2 separate regions of the Homo sapiens genome follow, and region 2 is linked to region 1. Evidence: read pairs that join two places in POLR2A ChIA-PET (ENCODE). Cell type or tissue: Caco-2. All regions are shown on one strand. Each heading gives the region's core, and the rest is flanking DNA. Links, peaks and the distances in the headings are about the cores only.

Evidence for each region. Peaks named below come from ENCODE experiments on the same cell type or tissue, not always from the same donor. Only the 100,000 strongest peaks of a DNase experiment are listed, where the experiment ranks them.
Region 2: POLR2A ChIA-PET joins it to region 1 with 13 read pairs; 3 of 35 experiments call an interaction of 5 or more read pairs at or near these places.

Annotation. Positions count from the first base shown.
Region 1 is chr17:32,346,301-32,355,973 of GRCh38, forward strand. ZNF207 (zinc finger protein 207) reads left to right here and starts at 3,857. Exons shown (of 12, transcript NM_001098507.2): 1 at 3,857-4,026; 2 at 5,486-5,612. The coding sequence starts at 3,986. MIR632 (microRNA 632) reads left to right here and starts at 3,809; the gene lies at 3,809-3,902. It also overlaps a transcript of C17orf75 not described here. RefSeq lists a silencer at 117-298 and enhancers at 3,307-3,426, 3,597-3,946, 6,114-6,623, 7,940-8,441. In Caco-2, for the core only: no CTCF peak of the experiment used is centred there; DNase peaks (open chromatin) are centred at 3,801, 4,211 and 4,601; H3K4me3 peaks cover 3,070 bases.
Region 2 is chr17:31,883,441-31,893,113 of GRCh38, forward strand. UTP6 (UTP6 small subunit processome component) reads right to left here. Exons shown (of 19, transcript NM_018428.3): 5 at 9,307-9,354; 6 at 8,820-8,883; 7 at 5,845-5,963; 8 at 3,796-3,873; 9 at 2,540-2,621; 10 at 984-1,065. Among named protein-coding and RNA genes, the nearest start is that of UTP6, 13 kb to the right of the region's middle. RefSeq lists an enhancer at 6,503-6,682. In Caco-2, for the core only: no CTCF peak of the experiment used is centred there; no DNase peak of the experiment used is centred there.

The DNA of each region.
Region 1 (9,673 bases), core at 1,741-6,740:
TCCCTGCTACTCCGTGGGCTGAGGTGGGAGGATCCATTGAGCCCAGGAGATCAAGGCTGCAGTGTGCTACGATTGCACCACTGCACACTACCAGCCTGGGCCACCGAAACCCAGCTAATTTTTAATTTTTTCATAGAGACAGGATATTGCTTTGTTGCCCAGGCTCGCCTTAAACTTCTGGCTTCAAGTGATTCTCCCACCTCAGCCTCCCAAGGTACTGGGATTACAGGAATGGGCTAGCGCACCAGGCCTTCTTTAATTTCTAACAGCAATTTTTTTTTGTTTTTTTTTGAGACGCAGTCTCGCTCTGTTGCCAGGCTGGAGTGCAGTGGCACGATCTCGGCTCACTGCAACCTCTGCCTCCCAGGTTCAAGCGATTCTCCTGCCTCAGCCTCCCGAGTAGCTGGAACTACAGGCACACGCCACTAGGCCCAGCTAATTTTTGTATTTTTAGCAGAGACAGGGTTTCACCATGTTGGCCAGGATGGTCTCAATCTCTTGACCTCAGGTGATCCGCCTGCCTAAGCCTCCCAACTAACAGCAATATTTTATTGCTTATTGCTTTCATAGTAAAAGTGTTTTAATCTGTTTATGGTGCTGTAACAAACACCACAGACTGGGGAATTTATGAATAACAGAATTGTATTTCTTTCTTTCTTTTTTTTTTTGGAGCTGGAGTCTCACTCTGACACCAAGGCTGGAGTACAGTGGCACAATCTCAGCTCACTGCAACCTCCACCTGCCAGGTTCAAGCCTCAGCCTGGGTTCTACTGTCTCAGCCTCCTGAGTAGCTGGGATGACAGGCACCCACCACAATGCCCAGCTAATTTTTGTATTTTCAGTAGAGACAGGATTTTGCCATGTTGGCAAGGCTGGTCTCGAACTCTTGATCTCAGGTGATCAACCCACATCGGCCTCCCAAAGTGCTGGGATTACAGGCATGAGCCACCACACCTGGCCAGAATTTTATTTCTTTTCTTTCTTTTTTTTCCCCCGAGATGGAGTTTCACTCTTATTGCACAGGCTGGAGTGCAATGGCGCAATCTCGGCTCACTACAACCTCCGCCTCCTGGGTTCAAGTGATTCTCCTGCCTCAGCCTCCAGAGTAGCTGGGATTACAGGCGCCCGCCACCACACTCAGCTATTTTTTTTGTATTTTTTAGTAGAGACAGGGTTTCATCATGTTGGCCAGGCTGGTCTCGAACTCCTGACCTCAGGTGATCCACCTACCTCAGCCTCCCAAAGTGTTGGGATTACAGGGGTGAGCCACCACCACACCCACTGAATTATATTTTCTTATAGTCTGGAAATTTGGAAATCCAAGATCAAGGCACTAATACTCAGTGTCTGATGAGGGCATTCTTGCTGCATCCTCATTTGGTTGAGGCAAGAGAGAGTAGAGTTTAGTTCCTTCCAGCACTTTAATAAAATCACTAATCCCCCCCCACCCAGTTTACTCATGATTTAATCACCTGCTAAAGGTCCCAACTCTTAATGCTATCACATTGGTGATTACGTTTCAAGCAGTTGGGGGGATATTCAGCACATTGCAATACGGTTTTAAACTTTTTCATTTTTCAATTTATTTTTTCATAGAGATGGTCTCACTATGGTGCCCAGGTTGGTCTCACACTCCTGGCCTCAAGCCACCCTCTTGCCTCAGTCTCCCAAAGCACGGCAATTACAGGCTTGAGCAACTGCACCCAGCCTGAACTTTTTTTTTTTTTTTCTTTTTGAGACAGAGTCTTGCTCTGTCGCCCGGACTGGAGTGCAGCAGAGTGATCTCGGCTCACTGCAGCCTCCGCCTCCCGGGTTCAAGCGATTCTCCTGCCTCAGCCTCCGGAGTAGCTGGGATTACAGGCGTGCCCCACCACGCCTGGCTAATTTTTTTTTGGTATTTTTAGTAAAGACCGGGTTTCACCATGTTGGCCAGGCTGGTCTTCAACTCCTGATCTCAGGTGATCCACCCGCCTCAGCCTCCCACAGTGCTGGGATTACAGGTGTGAGCCACTGCGCACAGCCCAAACTGATCCTTTAAAATTCAAATTTAATTCAGCTCCACACATACTTTGTGTTTTGGGGCAAATTATTCCAGCTCTCTTAAGTCTCTTTTATCTCATCTCTATTAACAAGTTGACAATAATGGCTCCTACCCCAGAGGCTGAGACAAATAATGTTAAAACTCACTACAATGCTTGGCACACGGTAGGTGCTCCATGGATGTCTGCTATTATTTTTTGCTTTTAATAGTAACATAATTTACATTACTAGTTATTATTATATGCTAAGCTCTGTTTTAAGTGCAGCCAAGATGAAGTTTAACTGCCTTGCCCAAAGTCAGGCAGCTAAGCAGTGGCACTGGTGGACTATGAACCCAAGCACTGGACTTTTAACCACCTCTCACTTGCATGATCCTCCAGTTGCCCTCTTAGAACCACTGTGCCTTCTCAGAGACTTCAGCTGAAATCCAACTTCTGAGAATGCTTCTAGGGTTCGCCAGAACCCGCCTTTGCTAGCCTCCCTAGGATTATCTCTTGTGACCAGCACCTTCACTGACAGCTCCAGTCTTTTTTTTTTTTTTTTGAGACGGAGTCTCACTCTGTCACCCAGGCTGGAATGCAATGGCGAGATCTCGGCTCACTGCAACCTTCACCTCCCAGGTCCAAGTGATTCTCCTGCCTCATTCTCCCGAGTAGCTGAGGTTACAGGCGCCTGCCACTACGCCTGGCTAATTTTTGTATTTTTAGTAGAGACAGGGTTTCACCATGTCGGCCAGGCTGGTCTCGAACTCCTGACCTCAAGTGATCCGCCTGCCTCGGCCTTGGCCCATAGTGTTGGGATTACTGGCGTGAGCAACCGCGCCCGGCTATCAGCTCCAGTCTTACCACGATTAGTTTTTCACGTGCCCAGCCTCAAAGACTTAAACTCTTTGCTCCCTTACGGAGATACCCTTTCCTTCACCTTGCTTGCTCCCGTTGACTCCTCAAGAAACCTTTCTTATGTCGGGCGCAGCGGCTCAAGCCTGCAATCCAGCACTTTGGGAGGCCGAGGCGGGCGGATCACTTGAGCCCAGGAGTTCGAGACCAGCCTCGCTAACATGGTGAAACCCCATTCTACTAAAAATACAAAAATTAGCCGGGCTTGGTGGCGCGGGCCTGCAGTCCCAGCTACTCGGGAGGCTGAGGTAGGAGAATCGCTTGAACCCGGGAGACGGAGGTTGCAGTGAGCAGAGATCGCGCCGCTGCACTCCAGCCTGGGAGACAGAGCGAGACTTGGTCTCAGAAAAATAAAACAAAACAAAGAAAAACAAAACTTTACTTGACAACCCAACGACCACTACCACTACAGCCGCCCTAGGACTCCCGCTCTCTGAGGTCCTACAGCACTTCGCATTTCCCTCAACGCCGCACTGAGAACTCTGCATTGTGTACTCGTCTGTCACCAATCTGCGAGTTACAAAGCAGAGACTAACTTATTTGGTTTAGCATTTAATAGGCACATAATCAACATTTACTGTTCAATTGAAACAAAATTAAAATTGGGCGCTGTCTCTATCTTTATTTGTGATCGGCCCTAACTGCACTGGCAATCTTTTCCGTTTTTTTGTTTTCTGTTTTCCATTCGCATGCCCCTTAGCGTACCTGGGGCTCCGGCTCCTTTACAAATGAAACCCAAAGTGCTCCGCAAGCACAGCCAGCGAAAGCGAAAAACTCTGAAACGGACAAGATGGCTGCCACCTCTTCGCGCCTCTTAGTCCCACCCACTCAGGGCGGAGGTCTGCGTCATGTGACCCTCCCCTTCTTGGCTCCGCCTCCTACCGCAGTGCTTGACGGGAGGCGGAGCGGGGAACGAGGCCGTCGGCCATTTTGTGTCTGCTTCCTGTGGGACGTGGTGGTAGCCGTTGGGTTGGGAAAGTGAGGGATTTTTGGCCTCGTTTCTCCTGCTTCTTTTCTCCTCCCTTTTACTTTGCCGGTAGAACACAGTTATGGGTCGCAAGAAGAAGAAGCAGCTGAAGCCGTGGTGCTGGTATCCTTTGTCGGTTTGAAGTCGAGGTCGCGTTGGGGTGCCGGTTGTTGGGGCCTGGGACTAGGAGGCCTGGATTTGGCTTACGGCGTGGAGCGTTTGTATTTAGGCGTCTGCGTGGGTGGCCTGGTGGCTGGGATTGGACTTGGGAAGGCTTCTAGGAAAATGGGGTTCCGAGGTCGACAGGCTTTTGCAGTTGTGGGTCGTGTGACTCTGTGACTCAGGAGGATCTTGTTCGGTGCGAATTTTGGACTCCGGGAGGCGGCCTGGACCCCTCCGCCAGGGACAGTGTCCCCTAGGGACTATTCAGCCACCTTCCGTTGTTTTGGTGACGATTCAACAAGGGACTTTTCTTCGAGTGCGATAGGCTTATTACTTTCATGGAGGGTTGGGGACAGCTTCACAGTCTGTCACCCACTTTTTCTGTTTTTATTTACTTTATGTGTGTTTTGTGTTTATTTTTTCGAATTGGCGGTTTAGTAAAGAACCAAGTTAGTCAACCCTGGTTTCGAACCTTTTTTTTTTTTTTTTTCTTTTCGGGGCGGGAGGAGAACTAGCTTCCGTGTCTCACCCAGAGGCGCCTTAATCTTCAGGAAGCGTTCTCACAGGGCGGAGTTTCTGTTACCCAACTTTGTAGGACTAAAAAGTGCCTATCTTATTAGGAAAACTCTTACTACAGTGTGGTATTAATGCTTTTTCTGGAAGCGTTAATATTCTTTACATTAAAATTGATTTTATTTACTGTTTTGTACGTAAAGGCGGCTTGTTACAGTACTGCGTTTATGTAACAGTTTTAAAAATAGCTTAAATACGGTTACGAATTTTGTAATGTGATTTTAGGAAAATCTGAGTAGTGAGGTAAGAATTCTGTTTTATTGATGTAAGAATTCTGCTTTATTGATTTTATTGATCTGTGAATTTAAATACATTGCTTGGCAACATAAATTCATACGGAATTGGAAACAACTTTATGGATTGTTCATTCGAAATTATGTGATTATTGTTCACCATATAGTTACTCTTAGATTCTAAATATTGCTAAATTCCTAATCCAGTTATTGCTATCGTCTTCATATCTAGTGAAGTAATTGTCTTGACAGAACCTTAGGGATTTCTTAACTGAACTCTTTCCTGTCCTCAGTGTGCATTTGTAAATGTTGAAATATTTATAACAAAAGTTTCACCGACATCTCTGTTAAACACAGGAATTTGACAAAGTATATTGCTGATTATTGAGATGTGTTTTTTGGGGTGGTGAAGAGAGCTGGCCTTCTAGGAAATTGAAAATACTGAAATAACATGGCAAGTGTAGTCCCTAATTGTGTAATAAATATAAAAAGCAGAGTTTCTATACAGTACCATTTTGGTTTTAGCTGTTCCCATATTGTAATGTTATCCATATGTTTTTATTATAGGCAGTGTCATCATTAGGCTGTCTTTGTGCCTTAACAGTATTGATCAGGTATTGTAATAGAGATTTTGATGATGAGAAGATCCTTATTCAGCACCAAAAAGCAAAGCATTTTAAATGCCATATATGTCACAAGAAATTGTATACAGGACCTGGCTTAGCTATTCATTGCATGCAGGTAAGGATTTTTCTTCTGTATTTATTGTCCGCTTGTGATTTGGAAACAACTTGAAAGAATAATCTTTTTTATTTTTTTGAGTTTCGGTCTTGTCGCCCAAGCTGGAGTGCAGTGGTGCAATCTCGGCCCACTGCAACCTCTGCCTCTCGGGTTCAAGCTATTCTTCTGCCTCAGCCTCCGGAGTAGTTGGGACTACAGGCAGCCGCCACCATGCCCGGCTAATTTTTTGTATTTTTAGTAGAGACTGGGGTTTCACCATGTTGGCCAGGCTGGTCTCGAACTCCTGACCTCAGGTGATCCACCCACCTGGGCCTCCCAGAGTGCTGGGATTACAGGCGTGAGCCACCGCGCCTGGCCGAAAGAATAATCATTTATTTCTCTGACAACTGTAGTTTTGTTTTTTTTTTGTTCACTTACTTACTGCAAAAGATAAGATAGCCAATCAGCATTAAAAAAAACAAAAAATTTGTTCGATAGCCATCAAGACAATAAACAAAACTGGCTTTTTATGTTTAAAGAGGGTTTGTATTTGTATTTAGTTTGATAGTACCTTACTAGGTTAGATTGGTAACATATCGAAATCACTAAATATTTCCTGAGTACTTGGAGCAGAGAACAAGGATCAGCGATTTAGATTTTGTAGGTGGTCTGGCCTTAAGAATTAATACTTAATTAGCAGTCATTACTCACTGCCATTGAAGGATCTGTTATTATCTGTAGCTTGGGGCTAGGCTAATTTCAGCAATTTATTTATTGGACTTCTTTTGGAATGGCAGCATTGTACTTTTTGCTTTTGTTTTTAAGAGATGGCCTTGCTCTGTGGCCCAGGCTGGATTGCAGTGACATGGTTATGGCTCACTGCAGCCTCATATTCCTGGGTTCTAGCCGTCTTCCTGCCTCGTTCTCCCAAAGCCCTGGGATTATGGGCATGAGCCATTGTGCCAGCCCAGAATTGTATTTCATTTAATAATTTCTAGGTTTCGGCTGGGCGCGGTGGCTCACGCCTGTAATCCCAGCGCTTTGGGAGGCCAAGGTGGGCGGATCACAAGGTCAGGAGTTCAAGACAGCCTGACCAACATGGTGAAACCCCATCTCTACTAAAGATACAAAAATTAGCCGGGTGTGGTGGCATGGGCCTGTAATCCTGGCTACTGGGGAGGCTGAGGCAAGAGAATCATTTGAACCCTGGAGGCAGAGGTTGCAGTGAGCTGAGATGGTGCCACTGCATTCCAGCCTGGGCAACAGGGTGAGACTCTGTCTCAATAATAATAATAATGACAATAATTTCTAGGTTTTTAAAGTTCTTTTAATAAATAGCGAGAGCATTGTAATTTATATTTTTTAAGATCTAGTAAGTACCTTCATGTCTCATTCAACATTATTCTACTTTGCTTAGTCCTAGAGCTGTCTGAATTTTTGCTAAATTAGACCTTACAGAAATATGAGATGAGCAAATACCAAATCATTGGAAACTACTATGGGTGGGAGGTAGGGAGACGTGATTTCTCCAGGTTTAAAGATAAATTTATATAGATCCTTTTCACTCCAGATACTTTAACAATAATTTAATATTCATTTTAAAATGTTGACCAGATGTGGTGGCTCACGCCTGTAATCCCAGCACTTTGGGAGGCCGAGGCTGGTGGATCACCTGAGGTCAGGGTTTCAAGACCAGCCTGACCAACGTGGTGAAACCCCATCTCTACAAATACCAAAAATTAGCTGGGCATGGTGGCAGGCACATGTAGTCCTGGCTACGGGGGCGGGGGGAGGGCTGGGGGCGGGGGGCGCGAGGCGGGTGCTGAGACAGGAGAATCACTTGAACCCGGGAGGCAGAGTTTGCGGTGAGCTGAGTTTGTGCCACTGCACTCCAGCCTGGGTGACAGAGACTCTGTCTCCAAAAAAAAAAAAAAAAAAAAAAAAATTGTTAGAGAACCTACTACATGTTAGACTCACAGCTGTTCACTGTTGCAGCCATTAGTTACATGTGGCTATTTAAAATGATATAAATATCTAAATGCTCAGTTTCTCTGTCAAGTAGCTAACTTATATTGGGTAGTGTGGATAAGAACATTTTGTTTTGATTGATTGACAGGGTCTCATTCTGTTGTCCAGGCTGGAGTGCAGATCATAGCTCACCGCAACTTTGAACTCCCTTACTCAAATGATCCTTCCACCTTAGCCTCCTGAGTACCTGGGACAACAATTGTGTACCACCATACCTGGCTATTTTTAAAATTTTATTTTTGTAGAGACAGGGTCTCACTATGTTGCACAGGCTGGTCGCCCAACTCCCAGGATCAATCGATTCTCCCACTCGGCCTCCCAAAGTGCTGGAATTACAGTTGTGAGCCACTGAGCCCGGCCATTTTCTTTAATTCTGAATGAAATAGGGGTTTAAATAGAGATGTATGCTCTGTCAGTTTTTTTTTTGTTTTATTTTGAAACGGAGTTTTGCTCTGTCTTGTGCTCACTGCAGCCTCCGCCTCCTGGGCTTAAGTGATTCTTGTGCATCAGCCTTCCAAATAGCTAGGATTACAGGCATGCACCACCGTGCCTGCCTGAGTTGTATTTTTAGTAGAGATGGGGCTTCACCACGTTGGCCAGGGTGGTCTTGAACTCCTGGCCTCAAGTGATCCCATCTACTTTGGCCTCCCAAAGTGCTGGGATTACAGGCATAAGTCACTGCAGCTGGCCTCTATTAGACTTTTTTTTTTTTCTTGAGACGGAGTCTCTTTCGTCCAGGCTGGAGTGCAGTGGGCGTGATCTCGGCTCACCGCAGCCTCTGCCCTCCGGGTTCAAGCAATTCTCCTGCCTCAGCCTCTCGAGTAGCTGGGATTACAGACGCCTGCCATTGTGCCTAGCTAATTGTTTTGTATTTTTAGTACAGATGGGGTTTCACCATCTTGGCCAGGCTGGTCTTGAACTCCTGACCTCCTGATCCACCTTCCTTGGCCTCCCAAAGTGCTGGGATTACAGGCGTGAGCCACTGCGCCCAGCCTGTAAGACTTTTTAAAAGGATTTTTCTGGCTGCAGGGTTGAAAGTAAAGTGCAGAGTACGGTGAGACCACTTTAGAAGACTTAGAATATTCCAGACAAGAGGAGATGGTGACAGAGACCAGAGTTTGATAGGTTAGATATGGGGTATAAGAAAAAGTGAGGAGTTAAGGGTGGTCTCAAGATGTTGATCTCAAGATGGTCTGGCTAGGTGCGGTGGCTCACGCCTGTAATCAGCACTTTGGTAGGCCGAGATGGACTAATCACTTGATCCTAATAGTTCGAGACTAGCCTGGGCAATATAATGAGACCCTGTCTCTACAAAAAATGCAAAGTTGGGCATGGTGGCACGTGCCTGTGTCCCAGCTACTCAGGAGGCTGAGGCAGGAGGATCGCTTGAGCTGGGGAGGACGAGACTGCAGTGAGCCGTGATAGCACTACTCAGCTCCAACTTGGGCTACAAGAGTGAAACCCTGTCTCAAAAATGTTTATTTTGAGCATATGACGAGATGTGAAAAGCTACAGGGATAATAGGCTTAAGAATGAGAATAAGGGAGTCCTGTGTTAATTTTGAGTGTAGGTATGTTTGAGGTCTATTAAATATCCAGATGAAAAGGTTACCGAAGCAGTTTGATGTACAAGTCAGGAGTTCATAGAAATTAAAACAGGAGATAGAAATTTGGACGCATACAATGTAAGGGTGGCTAGTTTAAGCCGCGCTACCAGATGTCCTTTGTAAGGACTGTAGTGTGGTTGGAAATTAGGTGCTCTCTGCTCTAGGCCACTTCCAACATTTGAAGGTCAGGAGATTAAAAGGAATCGTCTAAGGAGATGAAAGGTAGGAAAACCAAGAGTAGTGCCCTGGAAGTCAATGACGTGTTTCAAGGAGTGAGTTATTTAACTGAGTCAAATGCTGGTTCAGTAAGAGTACTGAGACTGGGTTAATAAGGTCATTGGTGACTTGACAAAGAGCGATTTCCAAGAGTGGTGAGGGTGAAGTGTGATTACGGTGCTTTGAAGAGACAGGGAGAGGAAGCGAAGGCATTCTTAGGGAGTTGCACTTT
Region 2 (9,673 bases), core at 3,172-8,171, 460 kb before region 1:
GAGTAGCTGGGATTACAGGTATGCGCCACCACGCCCGACTAATTTTGTATTTTTAGTAGAAACGTGGTTTCTCCATGTTGGTCAGGCTGGTCTCAAACTCTCGACCTCAGGTGATCCATGCATCTCGGCCTCCCAAAGTGCCGGGATTACAGGCTTAAGCCACCGTGCCTGGCTAGATTTTTTTTTTTTATTGAATAAACTATTTCCCCCAGTAAGTGAATCAAAGAACTCAATCAGGAAGATACTTTTTTTCTGAGACACGGTCTCACTCTGTGACCCAGACAGGAGTGGAGTGGCAGGATCACAGTTCACTCCAGCCTCAACCTCCCAGACTCAGGTGATCTTCCCACCTCAGCCTCCAGAGTAGGTAGGACCACAGGCATGCACCACCACACCTAGCTTATTTTTTGTAGAGACAGGGTTTCACCGTGTTGCCTAGGGTGGTCTCAAACCCCTGAGCTCAAGGGATCCACCTGCCTTGGCCTCCCAAAGTACTGGGATCCCAAAGTGTGAGCTACTACACTGGGCCAGGAAATTTTTTTTTAACGTAATATGATATTAATTTTTTTTTTTTTTTGAGATGGAGTTTTGCTTGTCACCCAGGCTGGAGTGCAATTGTGGGATCTTGGCTCACTGCAACCTCCGCCTCCCAGGTTCAAGCGAGTCTCCTGGCTCAGCCTCCCAAGTAGCTGGGATTACAGGCATGCACTACCACGCCCAACTAATTTTGTATTTTTAGTAGAGACGGGGTTTCACCATGTTGGTCAAGCTGGTCTCAAACTCCTGACCTCTGGTGATCCACCCACCTCAGTCTCCCAAAGTGCTGGGATTACAGGTGTGAGCCACTGCACCCGGCCAATATTAGCTTTTATTCCAGGGATTTAGTGTGGTATCTTCTTTCTCTTCTACTAAATATCCAACCTCAAACCCTTAATCTCAAGATCAGAAATAGATATATTCACCTTTCTACTAACTTTACTTACTCATCATAAATCTCTTTTTGTAGATCTTTGGCAAAGTCAAATAGCTGTGCAATCGAAAGCAGTGACACGTGAAATTCTGCACCTAAATTTAAAAAGCAGGGGAGGGGAAGTTTATTGCCAATAAGAATCACTTTACTTTAAAAGTAGCATTCTTTTCATGTACTGGAGTTAATCTTCTTGTTTTTTGAAATGAGAAATAGAATAAAATAGAAGAAAAGTCATCCCATAGTCCCCTCACCCCAGTGTCCCCCTACTCAAGCAAAGCTATTGTTAATCTTTGGAGTATTCATAAAAAAAGAACTAATTTTCAACTCCCCACGATTTAATTACTCCATGAGAACTTACTGAGGATTGGTGCAATGGCTCACACCAGTTATGCCATCACTTTGGGAGGCCAAGGCAGGAGGATCACTTGAGCTCAGGAGTTCAAGACTAGCCCGGACAACATGGTGAAACCTCATCTCTACTACAAGTACAAAAACTAGCCAGGCATAGAGGTCCATGCCCAGCTACTCAGGAGGCTGAAATGGGAGAATCACCTGAGCCCATGAAGTCGAGGCTACAGTGAGCCATAATTGTACCACTGCACTCCTGCGTGGGTGACAGAGTAAGACCCTGTCTCAAAAAAAAAACATGGAAGGATAAATGAGTACACGCTGGGTACAGTATACACTGCTCGTTGATGGGTGCACCAAAATCTCAGACATCACCACTAAACCTGTTCCCCAAAAACCTATTGACATTTTTATTTTTTTGAGATGAAGTCTCGCTCTGTTGCCCAGGCGCTCTCAGCTCACTGCAACCTCCACCTCCCGGGTTCAAGCAATTCTCCTGCCTCGGCCTCCCAAGTAGCTGGGATTACAGGCGCCCACCACCACACCCAGCTAATTTTTGTATTTTTAGTAGAAATGGGGTTTCACCATGTGGGCCAGGCTGGTCGCAAACTCCTGACCTCAGGTGATCCACCTGCCTTGGCCTCCCAAAGTGCTGGGATTACAGGCATGAGCCACCATACCCGGCCCAAACCTATTAAAATTTAAGGGAAAAAAATGGGAGTAGAATATAAATTTTAAAAAGAGACTTATGCCAGGCATGGTGGCTCACGCCTGTAATCCCAACACTTTGGGAGGCCAAGGCGGGCAGGTCACAAGGTCAGGAGTACGAGACCAGCCTAGCCAACATAGTGAAACTACGTCTCTACTAAAAATACAAAAATTAGCTGGGCAGGGTGGCACACACCTATAGTCCCAGCTACTTGGGAGGCTGAGGCAGGAGAATCACTTGAACCCAGGAAGCAGAGGTTGTGGTGAGCCGAGATCACGCCAATGCACTCCAGCCTGGGCAACAGATCAAGACTCCATCTCAAAAAATAAATAAGTTACTGAAATGTTCAATTATAGCCTAGGAAAAATAAGTATTTTCTGAAAGAAACAGGACACTATTCCTACAGAGTTTTATACACATTCTAATGGAAAATTTCAAAACTAGCTAAAGATCTTCATTAAGAAAAGAATGTTTCACTTTCCTACCAAAAATAATGTTCAAAAGATACCTACCTTTAATTATGCTTACAGAATTTTTGTAGATGATCCATGCCAACTCGCCCTTAAGGATTTCTTCAGAATAATCAGGATTCTCCTAAAGAGTGTTATATCAAACGTAACTTAACAGGTAGTACAAGGAGGAAAAGCACTAGGACGAAAATTAACAATCCTAGACTACCTGTGCCATATGACCACTGGTAAATCATGTCTCTCTCTCCGGGCCAGTTCCCTCACTTGTAAAGTGTGCAGCTTGAACAAGATCACTGACCTTCCAACTGTGTTCTCTGAGGCTCCAAGAGTGGTGGCAAGATCACATGGCTTAAGGCCTCACTCTCCATTTGGACCAAAACAGGTCAGATTTTACATGTCTTGTTTGCGCTTCTCTGTAACATTTTATTTGAATAAAAAAGTCCTGGCCTGGCGTGGTGACTCATGCCTATAATCCTAGCACTTTGGGAAGCCGAGGCAGGCGGATCACTTGAGATCAGGAGTTCATGACCAGCCTGGCCAACATGGCAAAACCCCATCTCTACTAGAAATACAAAAATTAGCCGGGAGTGGTGGCGGGCACCTGTAATCCCAGCTACTTCGGAGGCTGTGGCAGGAGAATCACTTGAACCCGGGAGGCGGAGGTTGCAGTGAGCCAAGATCGTGCCAGTGCACTCCAGCCTGGGCGACAAGGAGCAACACTCCGTCTGAGAAAAAAGTTCTAAGCTGGAAACCACAATAACAGACAATAGCAAAGTTTCTTCTCAGCTCTAACATTCTAAATCTTTTAATTATTCTGTCATATAAAAAATTATATAAAAAGGGAAAGAAAGAAGGCCAGGAAACCACACATTTCACAACCTTTCTCAAGCTCCTTGAATCCATTAATATATCACTTTATGAGATCATACAGCGTTAAAGAATAGTATTTGGCTATTCTGTAAGTAACAATTTTGAGAACCACATTAATTAGTCCAAATATCTATTTTTATAGCATAAAGCTTCATTTTCCTAACTAAGTCCATTTATAAGTAACACTAACTCATCTGGAAGTTTCAAAATGTAACAACATTAAACATTAAAGCTTGAACCCGGAGGCAGAGGTTGCAGTGAGCCAAGATGGTGCCACTGCACTCCAGCCTGTGTGACAGACCGAGACTCCGTCTCAAAAAAAAAGAAAAAAAAAGAAAAATATATTCCAAATATTTTCTCTTACTCCTAAGCAGGCTCAAAATGTTATACATCGTTAGCAAGTGAGAATAAAATAATTAGAACCTTACCACATCCATACTGGCTTTTTCAAATTCTTCCTTCTCCTTCCTCAGTTTTTCAGCATGCATCAGCTCCATCCTAAAGTACTACAGAAGAGAAATAAACTGAAAATCTTTGGAGATGCTTTTTAAAATTTTTTTGAGACAGGGTCTTGCTCTGTCACCCAAGCTGGAGTGCACTGGTGATGACAGCTCATTTCGGCCATGAATTCCTGCACTCAAGTGATCCCCTTGCCTCAGCTTCCTGAGTAGCTAGGATTAGAGGTGCATTCCATCACACTCAGATAATTTTTTTATTTTTATTTTTTGTAGAGACAGGATCTTGCTACGTTGCTGCCTGGCCTGAAACAACTGACCTCAAGTGATCCTCCTGCCTCAGCCTCCCAAAGTGCTGGGATTAAAGGCATGAGCCACCACACCCAGGCTTAACTTTCATTTAAGAATTAAATAGCAGGCTGGGCACGGTGGCTCATGCCTGTAATCCCAGCACTTTGGGAGGCCAGGCGGGCGGATCACTTGAGGTCAGGAGTTCGAGACCAGCCTGCCCAACATGGTAAAACCCCATCTCTACTAAAAATACAAAAGTTAGCGGGGCATGGTGGTGCACACCTATAATCCCAGCTACTTCGGGGGCTGAGGCAGGAGAATCGTTTGAACCCCGGGCGTGGAGGTTGCAGTGAGCCAAGAACACACCATTGCACTCCTGCCTGAGCAACAAGAGTGAGACTCCATCTCAAAAAAAAAAAAAAAAAAAAAAAGAATTAAATAGCAGTTTCTCTTTTATCCTGACAAATGACTCAGAAAACAGTGCAGCTTCCAATACATTCTTTCTCTTATTTGGGATTTTATCTAAAGCTTGGCCCTCAAATGTTCTAAGGCACCATCCATAAGGGAGTAAGTCCCCGAAGAGAGAAAGGAAGTACTACCAGGTATCTATCTCAAGAAAAGGAGACAGAAAGAACATGGAGAAAAGAGGAAGACAAGGCAAAGAAGCCAGAAGAGGGCTTCTTTGGAGAACCAAGGGAACAAGAAAAAAAAATAAAAACAAAAGTATAAAGAGGCTAAATCTGGCTCCCAGCTAAAAAAATGTTAGAGTCTAGTTCCCTATTCCTTCCAACCACAGGAAGGAGGCGGGGGTTCCAACCTCTCAACTAACTTAGAAGCTGCAGTGTCAACACCTACAAAAAGATGTTTTTCCCTGGCCGGGCATGGTGGTTCACACCTGTAATCCCACCACTTTCAGAGGCTGAGGCAGGCAGATCACCTGAGTTCGGGAGTTTGAGACCAGCCTGCCCAACAGGGCGAAACTCCATCTCTACTAAAAATACAAAAATTAGCCGGACGTGGGATCCCACCTACTCAGGAGGCTGAGGCAGGAGAATTGCTTGAACCCAGGAGGTAAAGGTTGCAATGAGCCAAGACCGGGCCACTACACTCCAGCCTGGGAAACAGAACGAGACTCCATCTCAAAAAATAAAAAAGATGTTTGTCCTTACCCACACCTCCACACTTATTCCTAGCCTCCATAAATTGAAGCCTTTTTTATTTAATAAAGAATACATGGGCCGGGCGCAGTGGCTCACGCCTGTAATCCCAGCACTTTGGGAGGTGGAGGCGGGCGGATGACCAGGTCAGGAAATCGAGATCATCCTGGCTAACATGGTAAAACCCCATCCCTAATAAAAAATACAAAAATTTAGCCAGGCATGGTGGCAGGCACCTGTAGTCCCAGCTACTCGGAAGGCTGAGGCAGGAGAATGGTGTGAACCCAGGAGGCAGAGCTTGCAGTGAGCCGAGACCGTGCCACTGCACTCCAGCCTGGGCAACAGAGCAAGACTGTCTCAAAAAAAAAAAGTGAAACCAGCCTGGCCAACATGGCAAAACCCCGCCTCTACTAAAAATACAAAAAAAATAGCCAGGTATGGTGGCGGGCACCTGTAATCCCAGCTACTCGGGAGGCTGAGGCGTAAGAATTGCTTGAATCCAGGAAAAAAAAATATGTCTCCAGAGGACCAAACTGAAACATCACTGTCTCATCCTATGTGCATACACACTCACTTCTTTATAAAGTTTTGGGCACTCTGGATGAAAGCGCAGTGCGCGAAGAAATAGTTGCCTTGCGCTTTCTGAAGACAATCGATCTTCCATTTCCCATTTGGCTGCCATAATCCACAAAGCTGTAAGTGAAAAACCATCAGATTTCATTTCAATAAATTAATCAAGTCAGACAAGAAAAGAACCAAATGATCCAATTTTAATACTCGCACAATTTTTTTTTTTTTTTTTTTTTGAGACAGTCTCACTCTGTCGCCCAGGCTGGAGTGCAGTGACGCAATCTCGGCTCACTACAAGCTCCGCCTCCCAGGTTCATGCCATTCTCCTGCTTCAGTCTCCCGAGTAGCTGGTACTACAGGCACCCGCCACCATGCCCGGCTAATTTTTTTTGTATTTTTAGTAGAGACGGGGTTTCACCATGTTAGCCAGGATGGTCTCAATCTCCTGACCTCGTGATCCGCCCGCCTCGGCCTCCCAAAGTGCTAGGATTACAGGCATGAGCCACTGCGCCCGGCCCACTCAAACAATTTTTTAAAAAAACCTTTAACAAAAGGGGAAGCAGTTCGGACAGACAGTTTCTAACTGCAAAGCTTGGCTACGTTATCTAAAATTAGAAACAGTATTCTGAAGCAAATGAGTAAATGATAACAAATGTTCAATTTAGAGGATGAGTACCTAAGTGTCTGTTACTGTTTTCATCAGATCTAAGGACATTATTGTAAGTCACATACAATTTTTTTCTTTTTTTGAGACAGGGTCTTGCTCTGTTGCTCAGGCTGCAGTGGCACAAACAACAGCTCACTGCAGTCTTCACCTACCAGAATCCCACCTTAGCCCCTCAAGTAGCTGGGACCACATGCATACACCATCACGCCCACCTAAATTTTGTAACTTTGTAGAGATGGGTTTTCACCATGTTGCTCAGGCTGGTCTCAAACTCCTGATCTCAAATGATCTGCCTGCCTCGGCTTCCCAAAGTGCTGGGATTATAGGCATAAGCCACCGTGCCTGGCCCACATACAAATTTTAAAGGTAGTAAAATGCCAGAAAAAGGCCAGGCACAGTGGCTCACACCTGTAGTTCCAGCACTTTGGGAGGCCGAGGCAGGCAGATCACTTGATGTCAGGAGTTTGAGACCAGCCTGGCCAACATGGTGAATCCTCGTTTCTACTAAAAAATACAAAAAATTAGCCAGGCGTGGTGGCACCCTCCTATAGTCTCAGCTATTACGGAGACTGAGGCAGAAGGATCACTTTAACCTGGGAGGCAGAGGTTGCAGTGAGCTGAGATCACACGACTACACCCCAGCCTGGGCGACAGAGCAAGACTCCATGTCAAAAAAAAAAGTCCAGAAAAAACTGCTTATCTTACCACAAATAAAATTATTTTTTGCTCTTTTCTCAATATTTAGAGAAATTATAGGGCAAGCCACAGTGGCTTACTCCTGTAATCCCAGCACTTTGGGAGGCTGAGGTGCACAGATCGTTTGAGGCTGGGAGTTCTGAGACCAGTCTGGCCAACATGGCGAAACCCCATCTCTACTAAAAATACAAAAATTAGCCAGGCGTGGTGGTGCACATCTGTAATCCCAGCTACTTAGAAGGCTGAGGCATGAGAATCACTTGAACCCAGGAGACAGAGGTTGCAGTGAGCTGATATCACACCACTGCACTCCAGCCTGGGCAACAGAGGCAAGACTCTGTCTCAAAAAAATAAAAAATAAAATAAATTATAATTCATAATTTTCTCTAAAACCCTTTGTCCTTCTACATGGGAAATTAACCCTGAGTTAACATTCTAGCTATTTCCCTAGACATTTAATAAAGGTCACCTATCTTATCAAGATTGCTTTTGTTAAAAATGACGCCTGATTGGTAACCACACCTGGAATAGAAGGGTCAGCAATGGTGGCAAGCAATTGCTTTGGGCTTCCTTGAACATGTGACTCCTAAAATTGAGCATGACCTTTCTAGGATCTGTAGAAGCCATGCCCATCCATGGGGCTTCTAAACCAGACTGGATCCCCTACCTACTGATATGATCTCATCTCCTCATACCTGAACAGTCACCTTAGGAACCAGAGGCTACCTCCATTCTGCTAAGAGCATTCTGCAGAAGGAACATACCTAAGGCTATCCTGCTATATTTCTGAGTAAACTGGTGCCAAATGTAGTCTATTTGAGTCTTGTGTGGTATAAGATATCTGATTAAGCCTAATACCCTGAGAATAGGTGCTGAGGCCCCTCCACTATCAACTAGACCATTTATACATTATTCACAAGAGAAATATTTCTCTTACAAAACATGAGTCTACTCTGTACCAGCACTCTTCTAAAATTTATATTGATATTTTCCCCTTTAAGCTTCTAAAATTCCTCAGATTTGACTGCCTCCAAATAAAATGTCCCACAAAGGATTCAAAAGTTTATTTTGCCATCATCTAAAAAGAAATACAGTCTGGCCGGGAGTGGTGGCTCACGCCTGTAATCCCAGCACTTTGGAAGGCCAAGGCGGGTGGATCACGAGGTCAGGGGTTCGAGAGACCAGCCTGACCAACGTGGTAAAACCCAGTCTCTACTAAAAATACAAAAATTAGCTGGGCGTGGTGGCGGGCACCTGTAATCCCACCTACTCAGGAGGCTAAGGCAGGAGAATTGCTTCAACCTGGGAGGCGGAGGTTGCAGTGAGCCAAGATCACACCACTGCCCTCCAGCCTGGGCGACAGAGCGAGACTCCGTCTCAAAAAAAAAAGAAATACAGTCCTTCTTGCCTGCAGATACAACACCTAGGACAGTAACTAGTATATAGTAGGCAGGGGTGAACTATGAGGCAGCTATTCAGTAAGAAAAACTGCTGAGGCCAACTGCCTAAGCTCAAGTCCTCAAAATAATTTCTCTTAGATTCATCAATCGAAATAAAATCCAAAATGGCTTGAGTCTAAATAAAACATAGAAAAATTGACAAAGATTTCACCATACCTGGTTTGTTGGAATGAATCGCCAACATGGCAGAGAATACCTTGCTAAGTCGAGTTTTAGTAGCCTGTAAAAAAGGAAAATATTTCTACTTCCTGCACAGATAAATCATTGATCTTACTCTCTAAGTAATATGTACCCTAACTTTACCAACTGTAAAATCCAATGGAGCATGACATGCTATTGCTAGGGATATATAAACGAACACAGACCCTCAAAATTTTCTACCTCAATTAAACCACTAAACACTTTAAATATCTTTTTAAAAAGTCAACTGTATTGAACAAACACACGTAAAAATTATATTCTTTTCAATTGAATTGGAAACCATAGTCATTCAGATATCCAATGTTATATTGATGTTCCGCCTTCTTGGGTTCTTTTTTCATGTTAACCCTACACTTCAGGAAAAAACATCTGGCATGAAGCTTAAAGGGCAGATTAACAAAAAGACGGTCAGAGGAAGCAAGACATGCATGGCTTTACTCACCCACTTCTTACAAAAAGCCACATAGGAGAGCCAAAGTTGAACATCGTCCTGCAAGAAAAGCAATGTAGTAAGCTGCCCAAATTTGACCTTTACATATAATACACCTTTGCATTAATTAATTTTGCTAAAAACAAGCAAATTTCAGGTTGGATGCGGTGGCTCACACCTGTAATCCCACCACTTTGTGAAGCCGAAGCGGGCGGATCACTTGAGGTCAGGAGATTGAAACCAGCCTGGCCAACATGGTGAAACCCCACCTAACCTAAAATTACAAAGATTATTGGGAGGCCAAGGCGGATTGATCACTTGAGGTCAGGAGTTCAAAACCAGCCTGTCAAATATGGTGAAACCCCGTCTCTACTAAAAA